Regions from separate parts of the Homo sapiens genome. Here region 1 is linked to region 2. The links are chromatin loops, found by intact Hi-C in ENCODE. Cell type or tissue: Caco-2. All regions are shown on one strand. Links, peaks and the distances in the headings refer to the core of each region. The heading gives the core; the rest is flanking DNA. Region 1 has its middle 6.5 kb from the start of TSPAN11-AS1. Region 2 has its middle 56 kb from the start of LINC00941.

What was found. Peaks named below come from ENCODE experiments on the same cell type or tissue, not always from the same donor. Only the 100,000 strongest peaks of a DNase experiment are listed, where the experiment ranks them.
Region 1: it touches region 2 in a loop (7-fold over the local background); 2 of 110 quality-filtered maps call a loop at or near these places.

The regions. Positions count from the first base shown.
Region 1 is chr12:31,008,292-31,016,625 of GRCh38, forward strand. It overlaps a transcript of TSPAN11 not described here. Among named protein-coding and RNA genes, the nearest start is that of TSPAN11-AS1, 6.5 kb to the left of the region's middle. RefSeq lists a silencer at 4,275-4,476. In Caco-2, for the core only: a CTCF peak has its summit at 4,155 (motif pointing left); no DNase peak of the experiment used is centred there.
Region 2 is chr12:30,847,329-30,855,662 of GRCh38, forward strand. No RefSeq gene overlaps it. Among named protein-coding and RNA genes, the nearest start is that of LINC00941, 56 kb to the left of the region's middle. RefSeq lists enhancers at 1,011-1,555, 4,004-4,353. In Caco-2, for the core only: a CTCF peak has its summit at 3,925 (motif pointing right); DNase peaks (open chromatin) are centred at 3,993 and 4,363; H3K4me3 peaks cover 521 bases.

The sequences.
Region 1 (8,334 bases), core at 63-8,062, 160 kb after region 2:
AAAGCTTCCTGTCCACAGTTTCCCCAGAGAAACATGTCCACAGTCACAGAGCTCCTTGTGGTACAGCCATGCCTGCTCCCAGAACCCAGAGCCCTCTTCCCTGTCCTTCCTCATTGGTGCTGTGCTGCTGTGGATGGTGCCTGCAGCCCCAGGCTAAATGCGCTAGGCTAAAGAGACCAGGCTGAAGCAGGGCAGCCATGAGTCAGGAGCTGGTAGTGGAGAGAGGTGAGGAGGTCCTGCCACTGCCCCAGCTGCTCCAGCCCCAGCCTGCACATCAGGGGGCCACTCTGCTGGCCTCCCGGAGCCCATCCACCCAGGACCAGCAGCAGCATCTGGCTAGACAGGCTCTACTCCCTCCACCATCCTCCTGGGAGGCAGCCCGCTTTTCCGATTTGCAGGCACGCTTTCTTTTGGCAGGGAGCTGCTGCCATCTGTGCTCTGGACCATAAAACAAGTTTTCGTCAATAAATTAAGATAGTGACTGAGATGAGAAGTCATTCTGCAACACAGAAGGGGCCAATGCGAATCTAAAGCAAGACTGGGTTCCCACCCATTTCCCTGAGTTCCCTGTGCGCCATTCGACCCAGGCTTCTAAGAGAAGGAGAGACTCGGAAGGTCACCTGCCTCCCTCTGGCCCCATTACATCCTTGAGGTGGGTAAGCCAAGGGTCACAGTGACAGGTAAGCCAGGCTTTCAGCAATGCTCTGAGCCAAAATAATGACCCCAATCGCTGTGTTAGACGAGCTAAATCACTCAGACACTGCCTGCCCAATGACTAACACTATAAAACCTCCCTGCAAATCAAAATGCTCTTCCCCTGGAGCCTCCCCGCTCTTCAGCATGAACCTTGGTTCTCGCAAATGCGCCTTCCACACCTCTGCCTCCAGACCCTGCTCACAGCACATCTTCCTACCCAAAAAGCCTTCCTTGTCTTCTCTGCCCTGTTCTCAATCCAATCCAGGGCCTTCAAGGCCAGCTGAAGCCCCACCTCCTCCTCCAGGCCTGCCGACCCCCTATTGCTCTGCAGTGGCTGCAACTGTCTGTACCCCTCATCAGCCTTAGAGCATTCTCCCACCCTGTGAGCACTGACCTTTTGCCGGGTGCCTGTTCTGGCTACAAATGGCTGCATGAGGGCAGGAGCCTCTGTTCAGACTTCTCTGTGCAGTGTCCTAGCATCAAGCATGATGCTGGGCACAGAGGGAATCTCGTTCATAAACAGCCAGATATGGGCTGTGTGAGCCATGAAGGAGGGAAGCAGCAAGCAAGACACGTTTTCAGCCCGGCAACAGAAGTGCCACCCCACCTTGGTGCGATGATACATGACCTCCTTCAGCCCGGCTTGTACAAGCCAGAGCAGATGGCAGGAGAGGGGCCATCTGTCCGTCCACCGCCACACAGAGAAAGGTGAGCCTCTCTGCATATGCTTATGAGTTAACAAACAAGTAGGCCTTTAGACGAAGCAGTGTCATAAGGCCAAACATCACGGCACCCTGACCACATGCTGCTAACGGGCCGCGTCATCCTGGGCATCATTCACTCCTCTAAGCCTTGGTTTTTCCATCTATAAAACAAAAAGTTGAAACTAATAATATCCAAAGCCCTTTCCAGCCCTAAGAGCCTATGACTGCTCTTCTATTTAGTCCTCCTTCTAGCTGTATGAGATAGGTAAGACAACTGTTATTAGTTTATTTTACAGATGAGCAGGCTGAGGCCTCTGAGGCTAAGTGACTTGCCCGCAGAGCTAGGAGCTGGAACCAGGCACTTCTGCCTCCGTAAGAGTGGCCCCACTTCTCTCAGGGAAGAGTGCAGGAAAGAAATGATGTCTACCAAGTGCTATGTGAGCTGGGCCTGAGAAGTGCTGTTATTTGCCCCTCACACCCTTGTGAGATGACATCATGATCCCCTGGTGCAGGAACCCAAGGCTCAGAGGTGTGACTTGCTCAGGGACCCCGGGGTCAAATTCTGATGCCATGTCACCACCCTACCTTGGGAGCTGACCATTTAAATACACATAAACAGAGACGGAGAAGATGGCAAAGTTTCAGGCCACATTGACATTAAATCACAACTACTAATTATACTCCAACCTGGATATAAATCAGAATCATTACTTCTGAGTTCAGGCACTTCCCATATGTGGAGTGAACAGAGTCATGTGAGGCCCTTGGTCAAGTGTAGGCTGGGGTAGGCTCAGGGTGGGCAACTTTAAAGCAGATCTCAGGCTGGGCATGGTGACTCACACCTGTAAGCTCAACTTAGGGAGGCTGAGGCAGGAGGATCACTTGAGTTCAGGTGTTTGAAACCAGCCTGGGCAACATAGTGAGACCCCATCTCTAAAAAGAAAAAAATTTTTAATTTACTGGGTGTGGTGACACGTGCCTGCAGTCCCAGCTACATGAGAGGCTGAGGTGGAAGGATCCCTTAAGCCTGGGAGGTCAAGGCTGCAATGAGCCATGATTATGCCAATGCACTCCAGCCTGGGTGGCAGAGTGAGACCCTGTCTCAAAAAAATAAATAAAATCAAAGTAGATCCCAACAGGCCCTCCCTCCACTCCTCCAACCCTTCATGAGAAAGATAAGCACTCCCACCACCAAGACCTGGAGGTGGGAAATGATGTTGTATTATAAAGATCGAACAGAGGGGTTAGGAGAGCACCTATGTTAAATTGTGAGCTGGCAAGAGGAGCTAAGAACAAAGTTCAATGAACAGAACAGAAACAGATTGACAACAGCAAAAAGAAACACTTACTGTACATTTTCATATAAGATCTGAGGAATAAATTTGTTCTTGCTCTTGCTTATTCAACAGAAACAACCAGGCCAGGTGCATTGTGGCTCATGCCTGTAATGCCAGCACTTTGGGAGGACGAGGAGGGCAGATCACCTGAGGTCAGGAGTTTGAGACCAACCTGGCCAACATGGTGAAACCCCATCTCTACTGAAAATACAAAAATTAGCCAGGTGTGGTGATGCATGCCTGTCATCCCAGCTACTCAGGAGGCTGTCTTTTAGGCAATGCAGAATACTCATGACTTATGTAGTCCCCCTGAAAGATTTAACCTGGCCTCCAAAGTCAAGATCAGGGGTGCCGCTGGGGAGCTTCTCTGACCTCCTGAAGGAATTAGTATCCAACTCAAGAAATGCCAATCAGCCAATGAGGCCACATTTAACCACTTCCATCCCTCCCAGCCCCAGCCAAGGCACTCCCAAAATCAAAAATTACACTAGAGGCAACTCTCACTGCAGCCCGGCATCAGCTACTTACAACCCACTCGCCTCCTGCGGGGAACCAGACACCTCCCATCACAGCGCATGCCAGCCACCAGGCCTATGGCCTTGCCCTCAGGGACTCTGTCACACTGCCCACAGTATGGGCACAGGACCCCTGTGCCACCAAAAAAAAAAGGAAAACCCATTGGTGATTCCATGAAACTAACACAGGCCCCCATGCTGTCCTCCCTATACCAGCTTACAAAGGCCACAAACCTTTGGGGTGGCACAGGGACAATCTCAGGTGTATGGCGGCAAAGGCTTGAGAAGGAAGAAAGTGCTAGAGAAAAGTTTAACAGAGCTGGGTTGGGCTCCTTTTTCAGTTGCCCTGGTCAGCTTCTCCCATTACTTGATGTGGGCTGTGGGTAGGGCCAGTCAGCTGCTGGGGAGATTCAAGCCCAGGTCAGTCCGGGGTCCCCGTCTCCTTAGACCACCTCTGCAAAGGGTTGGCATGCCACAGTCAGATGAGGTCCATGCACAGCTCACTCCAGGCTCACCTAACACAGCCTCTTTATAAAAAGCCCGAAGCTGGCGGGACAGACAGAGCCAGGCCTGATGGCCCAAGGCTGACTGTCCCTGCACCATCAGCCCTCCAGCCCAGCCACGTGCCTTGCTCCTCATTGTCTCTCCTGGCTGTGCACCGCTATTTTGGCCTCTGGGGGACAAAGCAGAGCTGAAGACTTGTAGCAGGGAACCCCCAGGATGGGGAGGCTGGCGCCAGAGCAGCTCTCCTGGTGGTGGGACAGCTGCTGCCCTCCCTCCAGCCTCTCCCCTGCCCCTTGGAAACCAATAAATACATTTCACACAACAGTCAACACACATGGTGCATGATGCATGTGTATCATACATAATGCACTGCACCTCTTCACCATGCTGGCACCTACTCCTCTGCTCCCCCTGCCGGCTTCCTCAGCCCCTTCTTCTACCCCGATGGTTCTCTCCTTGCCTGCTCAGGCCAGCACTTCCCATGATCTGAGATGTCCGTCCTCCTTCCTCTTCAACTTTTTCTCCAGCAGTGAGTTCCTCCTCCTAACTCAGGCTTCCAGGAAGGATATCCTTGGCTTCTCAGACCTGAACCTGCCTCGAATACTCATGAGGACCCAGGAGCTACTCCTCACCTCCCACTTCTCTTCTATCCTGTCAGATAACCAAGGCACGGCCAACTGATCCTCCACCATCCGAGGAACCCGATCGTGTGAGACCACCACACCCGTTTTCAGAATATTCTCCTTTCCCCTTCTTTGTATTTATACTGATGGAAATTTGCTGGTCATTCTAACTTAGTTCTGTGCCTCAGTTTTCCCATCTGTAAGATGAGGCGGAGGATAAAGATACAAGATATTTTCTGTGCACATCTTAACATGAATTTCTTGTTAGTTACCACATCTGAGGGTGTCTGTGTGTGTTTACTGTACTATCCACGTGAGAGGATTGTACAGACACAAATCTAAGCAAGGGAGTAGCAAGCCCATTCAAGCATTAAGAGACTGATGGGTGGTTTATTCATTCTGTCTGCAAACATCTACTGATCCTCTCTTCTGTGCAGACCATGATCACAACAAAGATGAATAAGACACTACACTACAGCCAGGGAAATAGCCACAAAAACAATTAAACTTTAATCCAGCCATGAGTACAATGATAAGGAGGGACAAATCCCTTCTAGGGTTAGGGAAGTCAGGAAAAGCCTCTTAGCAGAATGTGTGCCTCTCTACCAGGCCCAGGGAGAAGGTGCAGAGACAGCAGTCCAGGTAGGGAGCAGTGGCTCACACCTATAATCCCAGAAGTTTGGGAGGCCATGGTGGAAGAATCAAGACCAGCCTGGTCAACACAGACTCCTATCTCTACCAAAAAAAAAAAAATTTTTTTTAATTAGCTGGGCATGGTGGCACAGGTCTGTAGTCTCAGCTACTCAGGAGGGATGAGGTGAGAGGATCATCTGAGCCCCAGGAGGTCGATCCAGGCTGCAGTGAGCCATGATCATGCCAGTGTACTCCAGCCTGGGCAACAGAGTAAGATCCTGTCTCAAAAAACAAAACAAAACAAAACAAAACAAAACAAAACGAGGGAGCATCCCAGGTAAAAGAAACAGCTTGAACAAAGGTATGTAGTGAAACGGCAGGTGGTCTTGAGTGGTGGGAACACAGTCATCCTTGAGGAAGTACCAGGAAAAAGAATGATAAAGAGAGGCCAGTTTGTGAAAAACACCCAAAACCAAGGCTAGGAGTCTGGTCTTGAACCAGGAATGAAATCCTTAGACCTGTGCTGTCCAGTATGGTAGCCGCCAGGTACATGCAGCCACTCAGCATTGGAAATGTGGCTAGTCTAAATTGAGATGTGCTGTCAGTGTAAATACACACCGAATTTCAGACTTAGGAAAAAAGAACATAGACTATCTCATTAAAATCTATATTGATTACATGCTAAAATGACCATATTTTGGATATATTGGATTAAATAAAATATATCACTAATTTCTTCTGTTACTTTTTACTTTTAAAATCACTTACGTGATTTCCATATTTTTCTTTTCTTTTTGCCACACTCAGTGTCCTGTGATTCCAAAGAAATGAGTCCCAGTTCTTTTCAGGCAGGAGCTATCCTAGAATGGATTCTGGCATAAGCATCAAAATCAATCGTAACATTATCATTTTACAGCCCCTTCATTCTGTATCTGGTAGCTCTTAAACTATTATCATGAAGATAATCATTATTGTGCCTCTCTCAGCAGATGGTATTTCCTTATGCTACAATGGTACTACAAATATTGGCTCATAATACCCATGTATGTTAGAACCATTCTAACACCTTCTCAATAACTCTTCCATTTAACTCTTAATCACAGTGAATTTATTAATATCTCCAATGTTACATAAGGAAATGAAGTTGGAAAGACCACATGGCATTTTTTTTCAACATTGAAACCCTAGTTGAGATCAAGCCGAAACTTGAACCTATGTTGTCTGACTATAGGGCTTTTGTTATTTATCAGTATGTTTTATTGTTTTCACACATTAAAATTGCACAACTGGGAGTTCAAAATTTTTGTTAGTACTACCAATTTTAAGATACCTCATCATGATACTTTGTCTTTATGTAAACCTTAAAGGACAGATGTTTTCTTGATACTGACAGAACAAGGGAGTCTGACAGTAACCAGCCCCTCCTGTGTGGTCAACATTTTTGTTACTTTAGTATACATCATGTCAATTGTTTGTCTTTATAACAAACTTTGGAGTCATGTAGTAATATTTTTAGAAATTAGAAAATCCAGGCACAAAGGTTAATTGGCAATTATCTTTTGCAAAGCCTGTGGCGCTCATCTGAAAAGATGACAATCACTTCTTGTTTAGTGGAAAGACAATAAATAGTTGATAAATAATAGTCTTCCATCAGGGAGTTTTGTAATGAGAAACCCTGACTCCTCAGTTCCCCAGTGGATGACTGCAATTCACTCTCGGTCTTTGCTATTGTGTTACCTGCTTATCCATTTTGTTACCTTTTAATGCATTACATAAACGCATATTCTTTAATAATGGTGCTTTCCTCACATCTGTGCCATCCATGTTCATCAAGATCTTCTTTCAGTTTCTTTGACAACTAAAACTGTACATATGTATTGTGTATGGCGTAATATTTCTACTGCACAGCGTTGCTTTACACAATGTGGTAAAAACTATGGAGTCTCCCAGGAAAATGCACACACACCGTACCCCTGTCTCATAAGGCAGTTTATAATTTCCAAGTGCATGGAGCCCGTCCTGCACACCGCTCTCCCACACCCCGCTCCAGCGCCTCTCCCTGAGTTACAGACCTCACTGTGGGCCCCTGGGGAACCAGCGCAGAGGTTTAAGCGGTGTGGGGTCAACTCCAAGGGTCAGGAGTTGGCAACCGGTTTGTTCCCCGTATAATTGGTGCCCCCGACACAGCATCTCCCCGAACCAATAACAGAAGCTTCTGACTTCTTCGCCCACCCTTCTGACTTCTTCTTGCTTCTCCCATAGAAGCAGGTGTGGGAACCGCTGAGCAGCACATCCTCCCCCAGCAGGAAATCCGGGACACGCAGGAGCCTCAGTGAATCCGACCATTGTCTCATCTCACCAGGCAGATGCCTCCGTGAATCTGACCATAGTCTCACCTCACCAGGCAGGTGCCTCCTCCATCCTACCTGCGATCAACTTTATTACTACAATTATTAATATAAAGCCAGCAGCCATGTCCCAATATCAACCCCCATTATTTGTTTGACAGGCACTCGTTACTCCGGGAGGGTTGGCAGCTGCGGAAGAGCTGGGCGAGGCTTCCCAGAACCGGGGCCCCTGCCTTCCAGAACTGCCCCTGCCTTCCAGCCCTACACCCTGACCTGCTTTCCTGCTTCTCTCAGCACAACCAACACTGTCTTCACCTCTGCAGGCAGCTCCTCTGTGGCCCACTTAGTTCCTACCTGCCTTTAAAAATTAAATTAAAAAGCCAGGCATGGTGAGGCAGGAGGATAACCAGAGGCCAGGAGTTCGTGACCAGCCTGGGCAACATAACGAGACCACGTCTCTAAAAAAGTTTTATTTAAAAAAATTAAATAGAGAAGTCAGACGCAAAAGGACAGATATTGTATGAGTCCACTTATGTGAGGTGCCTGGAACAGTCAGATTCATAGCAGCAGAAGCAGTGGCCGCCAGGGATGGGGACGCAAGGCGGGAGTTGGGCAGCTTGTGTTTCATGGGTGGAGTTTGAGGTTGGGATGATGGAAAAGTCCTGGAAATGGCTGGTGGCGACAGCTGCACAGCAGTGTGATGTGCTAACACCACTGAACTGTGTGCTTCAAAATGGTTTCCACGGTAAATTTTAGCTTAGGTTTATTTTACCACAATAAAGAGCTAGGAAAAGCTGGTAGAAAGAAAAGAAAAGGAAAGGAAAGGAGAGGAGAGGAAAGGAGAGGAGAGGAGAGAAGAGAAGAAAGGAATGAAGGAAGGAAGGGAGCCAGGGAGGAAGAGAGGGAAGGAGGGTGGAAAGAGGCTAAAAACCGTTAAGTGTTATAAAGGGAGCATGGGCCCAGAAGCCCAGCAA
Region 2 (8,334 bases), core at 252-8,251:
TGTTTACACTTCACATAATGTGTGAGGATTACTGTCCTCTAGGGGGAGCTCTTAGCTAACAAACAGCTGGTAAAGCAAGAAGTACATAAGGCAGGATAAGCAGTCGTCACTCTTAACGTCTCTCCCCAGGCACAAGTGCTGAATTAGCTGAGCTAATAGCTCTTACAAGAGCACTTAAATTAAGCAAGGGGAAGGTAGCTGCCATTTATACTAACTCCAAGTATGCTTTCTTAACTCTCCATACTCATGCTGCGATTCAAAAGGAAAGGCATTTTCTTACCACTAATGAATCTCCTATAAAATATTGCCAGGAAATTGGCAGGTTATTATCCTCAGTTTTTCTTCCACAAAAAATAGCAGTCATGCGTTATAGGGGACATCAAAAGGAAACAGATAAGGTAGCCAAAGGAAATAGAATGGCTAATCAGGCAAAGCTAAGTCAGAGGCAAGGAAGCTTTAAGGCATTAATGCACTTCAAGCCCTTCTAATCTAGGAAGGCTCCAAAAAAGAAATTAAACATCAGTATTCCCCTACAGAAATAAAATAGGATCACCTTTATTTAACCCAGGAAATTTGGTATTAGTACAAACTCTCATCTCTGTCTCCTTCCCTAAGCCAAGCTGGGAAGGGCCCTACACTGTTCTTCTTTCAACCCCCTCGGCAGTAAAAGTTACAGGAATCGACTTCTAAATACATCACACTCAAGTCAAAGCCTGAAGAGCTGAGGGAGCAGCCCCTAACAGCCCAGAGAAATATCCTGAATATCAATGCGGAGAAAGAGATCTTTTTCTTTTTCTTGTTGTTGTTGTTGTTGTTCTTGTTGTTGTTGTTGTTTTTGAGACGGAGGCTCCCTGTCGCCCAGGCTGGAGTGCAGTGGCGCGATCTCCGCTCACTGCAGGCTCCGCCCCACGGTTCACGCCATTCTCCTGCCTCAGCCTCCGGAGTACCTGGGACCACAGGCGCCCATCACCACGCCCGGCTAATTTTTTTTTTTGTATTTTTAGTACAGACGGGGTTTCACCGTGTTAGCCAGGATGGTCTCGATCTCCTGACCTCGTGATCCGCCCGCCTTGGCCTCCCAAAGTGCTGGGATTACAGGCGCGAGCCACCGCGCCGGGCCAGAAAGAGAAGATTTTAAGCTGAAAATCATAAAAGATAAGTAACTGAGTGAGGGCTACTCATCTTACTCAGTCCCACTCCTGCCTCACCAGATACTTTTTGCTATTTCTACCCTTTACTCTCAAAGTTCACCACCAAATATTAAAACTTCTTTTTAAAGCATATTTGCAGGCAGATTTTAATTATTCATAGAATCGCATTTGTAACTTTGTAGCTCCCCAAAGAGAAATGTTATATCTTGGTAAGTAAAGTTTTAAATGGAAATTATTCACTATGCCACTCTTGTAAGAACTGTTATACTCACGCTACTATTTACAATAGAACTACACACTGTAGCACCCAAGATGTGGAATTCTGGTTGTAAAATTCTAATTGCTGTAATATTTTGCCTAATTATCAACCTTATAACAGGATTGATAGTTGCAGGAAAGATTTAGTCAAAATTGTGTCGCTTATAGCAGGAGTAATAGTTGTGGATAAGAAGCAAGGATGAAAGTTTTACTATCATTACGTTTAATAGGACTTTTTCTGAAGGTTGGTAATATAATGTGCTCTAAGCTATAAAGAGAAGATTATAAAGGAAGATTTTATGTAAGAAAAGATTTTCATTGGTAAATACTTGTCCTAAAAGGAAATGACTGGTTGTTTAAAGGATGAATGCTTAGGGCAAGTCAGAAAGTTTAAGTATGTTGTAAGAGGGTCTGTGAAAGTCATGAAATTATTAAAGGAAAGGAATTGTCAAGATTAACATTAAAGTTATTTTAGCCACCCACTAATGTATTTCTCCCAAGCATATTGCAAGTTAGGAAAATGGCCTAAGCTTAAAGTTATTCTCTAATGGCAAGTCAAAGGGGAAATGTATGGTTTTCTCAAGGAAAATGTTTCTTTTATATTAATGTTTCTGGTAATGTACAGCGAGATACTGGTATTGCAATCCATGGTGTAACTAATAGGTATGAAACTCAGGGTCTATAGGACCCCCACTCACGGTGGTAATCTTAATACTCACATTCTAACCCTATATTTTAAATTTTCTTATAAAATTTATCTCTTTTCACCTGGAAGCAATCAAACTCCAAACGGTGCTGCGAGCAAAGCCACACGTGTTTGAAATGCTTGTAAAGAAATAGCACTTGAGCATCAGTTTATTTAGTAAGGCCATTTTTACTTCTTGCAGAAAGGGTACACTCGCCAGCAGTTTTGCCAGGAGAGTACACTGAACAAAGGAGACAGGGTCATTTATAACCTGACGCGTCCACCCTACTGCTGTGTCCAGTTTCCAATAGCTGGAATGGGACCTCACATTCTGTATTTGTCCCGATTGGCTAGCAACTTAGAACTTTTTAAAAGAGGCAAAGGTAGAGGAGAACAAAAGAAGGAGGAAGTAACTTGTGGAATGCTGGGAAAGGTAAAAACACTTTTAAATAAGGAAGAGGAACAGACTATGATCTAATGCTTGCTTGGACCAGTATAAGCATGCCAGGGCAAATATTTAGGCTAAATTGTGGGAGCTAAGAACATAAATTACATTGATTTCTTTATTATGGCTAGCAGATATTTAAGAATGTTAGCACAGGTCTTTGAATAAATTTTGCTTTTAAGAGAAGTTACTATTTATTTCTTATTAGACGGGGCGGAAAGTCTTTGAAGAGGAACCTCTACTTTACTTTTTACACATGGTCACGCCATTCTTCCAAGAACCCTTAGATAAACCTCAGGAGAAGGCACAACTGCTGTTCCCCACACAATACCCCTTTTCAGCAGGAAGTAGCCAGAAAGAATCGCCATCCAACACCCCCTGACAGCAGTTAGGTTTGCTTCTCTTGAGCGGGGGAATGATACAGGAGTTACTAAGAAATAATTTTTAGGCAGATAGAAAGGGTAAAAGGAATTCTCGGTAAGGCTTTTTCTTTTAATAAAAGCAACCCCAGACCTTTTCTTTTCTTTTTGAGACAGTCTCACTCTGTCGCCCAGGCTGGAGTGCAATGGTGCAATCTGGGCTCACTGTAACCTCTGCCTCCCTGGTTCAAGTGATTCTCCTGTCTCAGCCTCCCATGTAGCTAGGATTATAGGTGCCCGCCACCAAGCCTGGCTAATTTTTTTTTTTGTATTTTTAGTAGAGATGGGGTTTCACCATGTTAGCCAGGCTGATCTCAAACTCCTGACCTCAAGTGATCCGCCTACCTCAGCCTCCCAAAGTGCTAGGATTACAGGCATCAGCCACCGCACCTGGCCAAATCATTTCTTTTCTAACAGAAAGGCAAATTAAAGGGCCAGGCTGGCAAGCTTTGATATGCAAACGCAGGCCATTAGAAGCTGAGTCCACCCAATATGGTGATTCGTGCCTTCTTCTTGTCACCAGGTATGCCAAGTGTCATGGCCACCTCCAGGTAACTGCATGTGTTCAGGACATCAGAGCGGCCCACATTTGCACATTAAAAGGATAAGGTGGGAGGGCCGGGTTTTTCACGGGCTTCGTGAATGACACACCTGGTCAAACCAATCCCCTGGGCCCTCTGTGGGCGGCAAGCCACCCAGGTGACGAGGCAAGAGACTAAAAGCACAAGCTATTCCAGTATAATAAAGAAAATACTTAAAATAAGAATAGTTATATTAGGCATAGAATATAGATATGATTATATATGAATATTACTAATCATTAGTTTATAGCATTACTCTTTATTCTAATATTATAATAATCTTTGTTCTACAATTATAACCTAGGAAAAACCAGGACATACAGAGATAGGAGCTGAAGGGACATGGTGAGAAGTGACCAGAAGACTAGTGTGAGCCCTCTGTCACACCCGGACAGGGCCACTAGAGGGCTCCTTGGTCTAGTGGTAACGCTAGTGCCTGGGAAGGCACCCGTTACTTAGCAGATCGGGAAAGGGAGTCTCCCTTTCCCCGGTGGAGTTAGAGAAGACTCTGCTCCACCACCTCTTGTGGAAGGCCTGACATCAGTCAGGCCCGCCCGCAGCCATCCGGAGACCTAAACGTCTCGCTGTGATGCTGTGCTTCAGAGGTCACGCTCCTGTTTCACTTTCATGTTCTGCTCTGTACACCTGGCTCCGCCTTCTAGATAGCAATAGCAGAATTAGTGAAAGTATTAAAGTCTTTGATCTTTCTGAGAAGAGCATAGAAGAAATAATGACGTAAGCTGTCCTCTCTCCAGCTCGGCTACCTAAAAGGGAAAGGCCCCCTGTCCGGTGGACACGTGACTCACATGACCTTATTAATCACTGGAGATGACTCACACTCCTTACCCTGCCCCTTTGCCTTGTACACAATAAATAACAGCGCGACCAGGCATTCGGGGCCACTGCCAGTCTCCACATCTAGGTGGTAGTGGTCCCCCGGGCCCAGCTGTCTTTTCTTCTATCTCTTTGTCTTGTGTCTTTATTTCTACGACCTCTCATCTCCGCACACCAGGAGAAAAACCCACAGACCCAGTAGGGCTGGACCCTACAGCTCTATGCAAATCAGATACTGCCTCCTCCAGCCTCCCATATAACCGACCACTTTTCTGCCCTCCCTCTGTCTCTGTACAGGGGAGCTGTTCTCTTCTTTCTTTCTTCTTTCTTCTTTCTTGCCTATTAAATTATCCGCTCCTTAAACCACTCCGCATGTGTCCATGTCATTTTATCTAAATCAGCATGAGACCAAGGACCTGATGTTCCTCCAGTCATTGGAGCCATATCAGGGCCATTTACTTTGATAGAGAGACAAAGCTGGTTTAGTGATGGATAGGGGGCTTAGTCATTAAGGAACTCATTTTTGGACATGGTGAATTTGGGTATTAATAGCTTATAAAATGTAATGCTATCAGATCCATAACACTTTCCAGGAACTGTGGCTTTTTCACTGGGGTTTTAAGCTCCTCTGGGAAAACGAGGGGCAATGTTGGGCAGGAAGAACTCCCACCCTCCAGGAAGCCTGAGTGGACCATCCCTTCCCCAAAAGCAGGCTTCCTATCAAAGCTGCGTTGTCCTTTTCATCCTTTCTCCCTGCATGCCTCCATCCAAAAATAGAAGTGTGTTACCCTGCGGGTTCACTGAGCCTCCACATAACCACACATGTCAAAATCATGGAACACTGAGGAGGCCTTCTCAAAATATTTTGGAATTATCTACATTCAGTTTTAGTTTTTAAAACTTTAAAAAAATGCAATTGTACTTTAACTCACCTTACATCCTGATAGCATTATAAATTTGAGGATAATTTTAGAAAATGGAGATTATTTGTAATTCCCATGATATACTTTCTGGGAAATATAAGTAGTAAATTTGCATTTAATGATTAATTCCACTACTCCCTTAAAAACATAATATCTATGAGCAGTTCAGCAGTGAGGGACATTTAAAATAGAAAAAAAATCCTCCGTTAATATTTTTATGTTCCACAGTAGTAAAAAGGTGAAAGTTATTTGTTGGTCTCAATAAACGATGCTTGATCTTTTAAAAATCATTACTAAGTGTTTGATCTTAATATATTCCAAAAAGCTTCTCCTATAACTGTGCCTGGTTTCTGAAACAGATTCCAAGGAGACTATCACCACCAAAAGACTGCTCAACAACCACCCAATCTACGTTGTCACCCTTCTTTGATTGGATATTTCAATCAGTAAAAAGTATAGAGCACATTATTCATATATGTGTGTGTATATATGTATGTACATGTATACATACATATACATATACGTACACATACACATACATGTGTATGTATATGTATGCATACATATACATACATATACATATACAGACATATATACACATACATATATTCACACACACAGACATATACATATTTTTTTTGGATGGGGCAGGGGGCCTTTACTTGGGTGATAAGGTGGTCTGTGAAGGGCTTTAAGGGAAGGTCTCATCTGATCACATTGGCTTTCTGGTTGTGTCTTGAAGAATGGGTCAGAGAATCAGGAGGCTGTGGCTGCTGCAGGGGAGGGGTGAGGGGGGCCCAGGGCTAACAGTTGTGGGGTCCAGTAAAGGGTGCAAGTAGAGGCCGGCAGGTCATACATCCCACTGCCAAGACCAGCCGCCTCTCGACCTGACATCACCCCTGGAACCAAAAAGGGGAAAACATGTCCTTCCTGCCTCTGTCTGTGGTAAGTGGGCCCCTCCAGGAGGCAGGGCTGCAGGCAGCATCCCCGTGACCCGGGTAGAAGGGCAGAACTGCGCCTGGGGCTCGCTGCTGTCTGCAAGGTCCAGGAGGGAGGAGGGTGCAGACACAGGCCCTATTTCTGACCCCGCAGGGCCAGGAGCGCTGGAGCCCTAGGAGGGTCTGATCTACCTGTCGCCCACCCATGAGGTGCATGAGTGCAAAGGTGTGGGAAACCGCCAGACTCCTGAGGCCCTGTGGGGTCGCAAGGCACCAGGACCCCTGGATATGGCTTAACTGGGTTGCAGGGAGAGGGCGGGCTTGGGAAGGGCAGCCTTTAGCCAAGGGATTCTCAGGGAACCGACATGCTTGTCTGAGCTCCGGGCCGGGTCCACCTCCGCTGGCTGGACAGCTGCCTCCACACCCAGACAGACCCCGTGGGGCACAGCGTCCCGCAGGGCTCCACAGTACCCCGCTTTCCAGCGCCCCTGGAACCCCTGCCCAGCCCACGAGGTACAGATTCTGTCATTCTCACTGAGTCCTCTGGACCCTGCTAGACTAGCCCAAGGTCACACAGCCAGACAGCGGAGGAGGTATTTCTTTCTATATAATACATGTATGTACTTACTAATATATTCACTATGAAACAAATGCTTTTTAAAATATGCTATAAAAACTAAAAAGTTCTTAACATATTCACCTTTAGTTATTAATTACATAAAAATGTCTGCTCTCATTAAAATATTATCCATAATCATATTTGTAGTGAGAGCAATGTGGTAGAATTTGCACCTTTTTAAAAAACCTTGGAATTATTCTTTGAGATACATCAATTCAAATATCTCAAATACCAGACTTTTCATACATCAATTCAAAAGTTCAATTTCTTTTTTTTTTTCGAAAGTTTCATTTATATTCAGGCTTGCTTTTAATGGTTGTCAGAGCTGAAAAAGATAACTGGCAAAGGCACAATGTGCACACTGAACAAAGTGTATTGTTAGTAAGAGGAAGAAATCCATATCTTAAGAGAATTGGGGGCCAGGCTCACTCCTGTAATCCCAGCACTTTGGGAGGCCGAGGCTGGTGGATCACCTGAGGTCAGGAGTTCGAGACCAGCCTGGCCAACATGGCAAAACCCCATCTCTACTAAAAATACAAAAAAAAAAAAAAAAAAAATTAGCCAGGCATGGTGGAAGGTGCCTGTAATCCCAGCTACTCAGTAGGCTGAGGCAGGGGAATCTCTTGAAACTGGGAGGCAGAGGTTGCAGTGAGCTGAGATCACACCACTGTACTCCAGCTGGGACTACAGAGTGAGACTCAGTCTCAAAAAAAATTAATTTAATTAAAAAATTAAAAATAAAAAGAGAATTTGGGGGTTTTAAGACAACTTCTTGTTGGATCCAATTAGGTCTTCATTGTTTTTAGCTAATAGTGACACTGATTCAGAGATTATTCCAGGCACAGGAGGGTTGATTCTGACATTCGCTTGCTGTTTTCTTGTCTTTGTATAATTACTGTTCTCTTCAACCTACCCATTTCTTTGCAGAAATCTTTATTTTAATTTCTGGGATACATGTGCAGGATGTGCAGGTTTGTTACTTAGGTAAATGTGTGCCATGGTGGTTCTTTGCAGGAATCTTTAAGTCACTCATCCATTTCATGAGGGTTAGTTTAGTTCAAACCAGATAATACATTTTAATGGAGCATGAGCAAACTGCAAAACATTGCAATATGAAAGCTAACAAAGTAGTCAGGAGGCCATTGTCCACACTTTTGCATAATGAACCCCCTCCTTCCCTCAGTAACATCTATGTGCCATGACTGCCTGATGTAGGGAACCAGTCACTATCCAGATAGATTTTTTTAAAGATAGCATAATTATCCATATAAAGTCTAATATCTTCATTTTGCACCTTGGTGGCCTGTGTGGGTACCCCCATATAAAGACCAATGTATTTGTTTTCCAGATGCAGAAAGATGAGGCACAGAGAATTGGCCACCTGCTCCAGGTCCCATAATTAAACATTACTGTCAGGATTAGAGTCCTGGGGTCCAAACACCCAGTGCTCTCTCCACACTACCATGGTGCCCAATTCATAT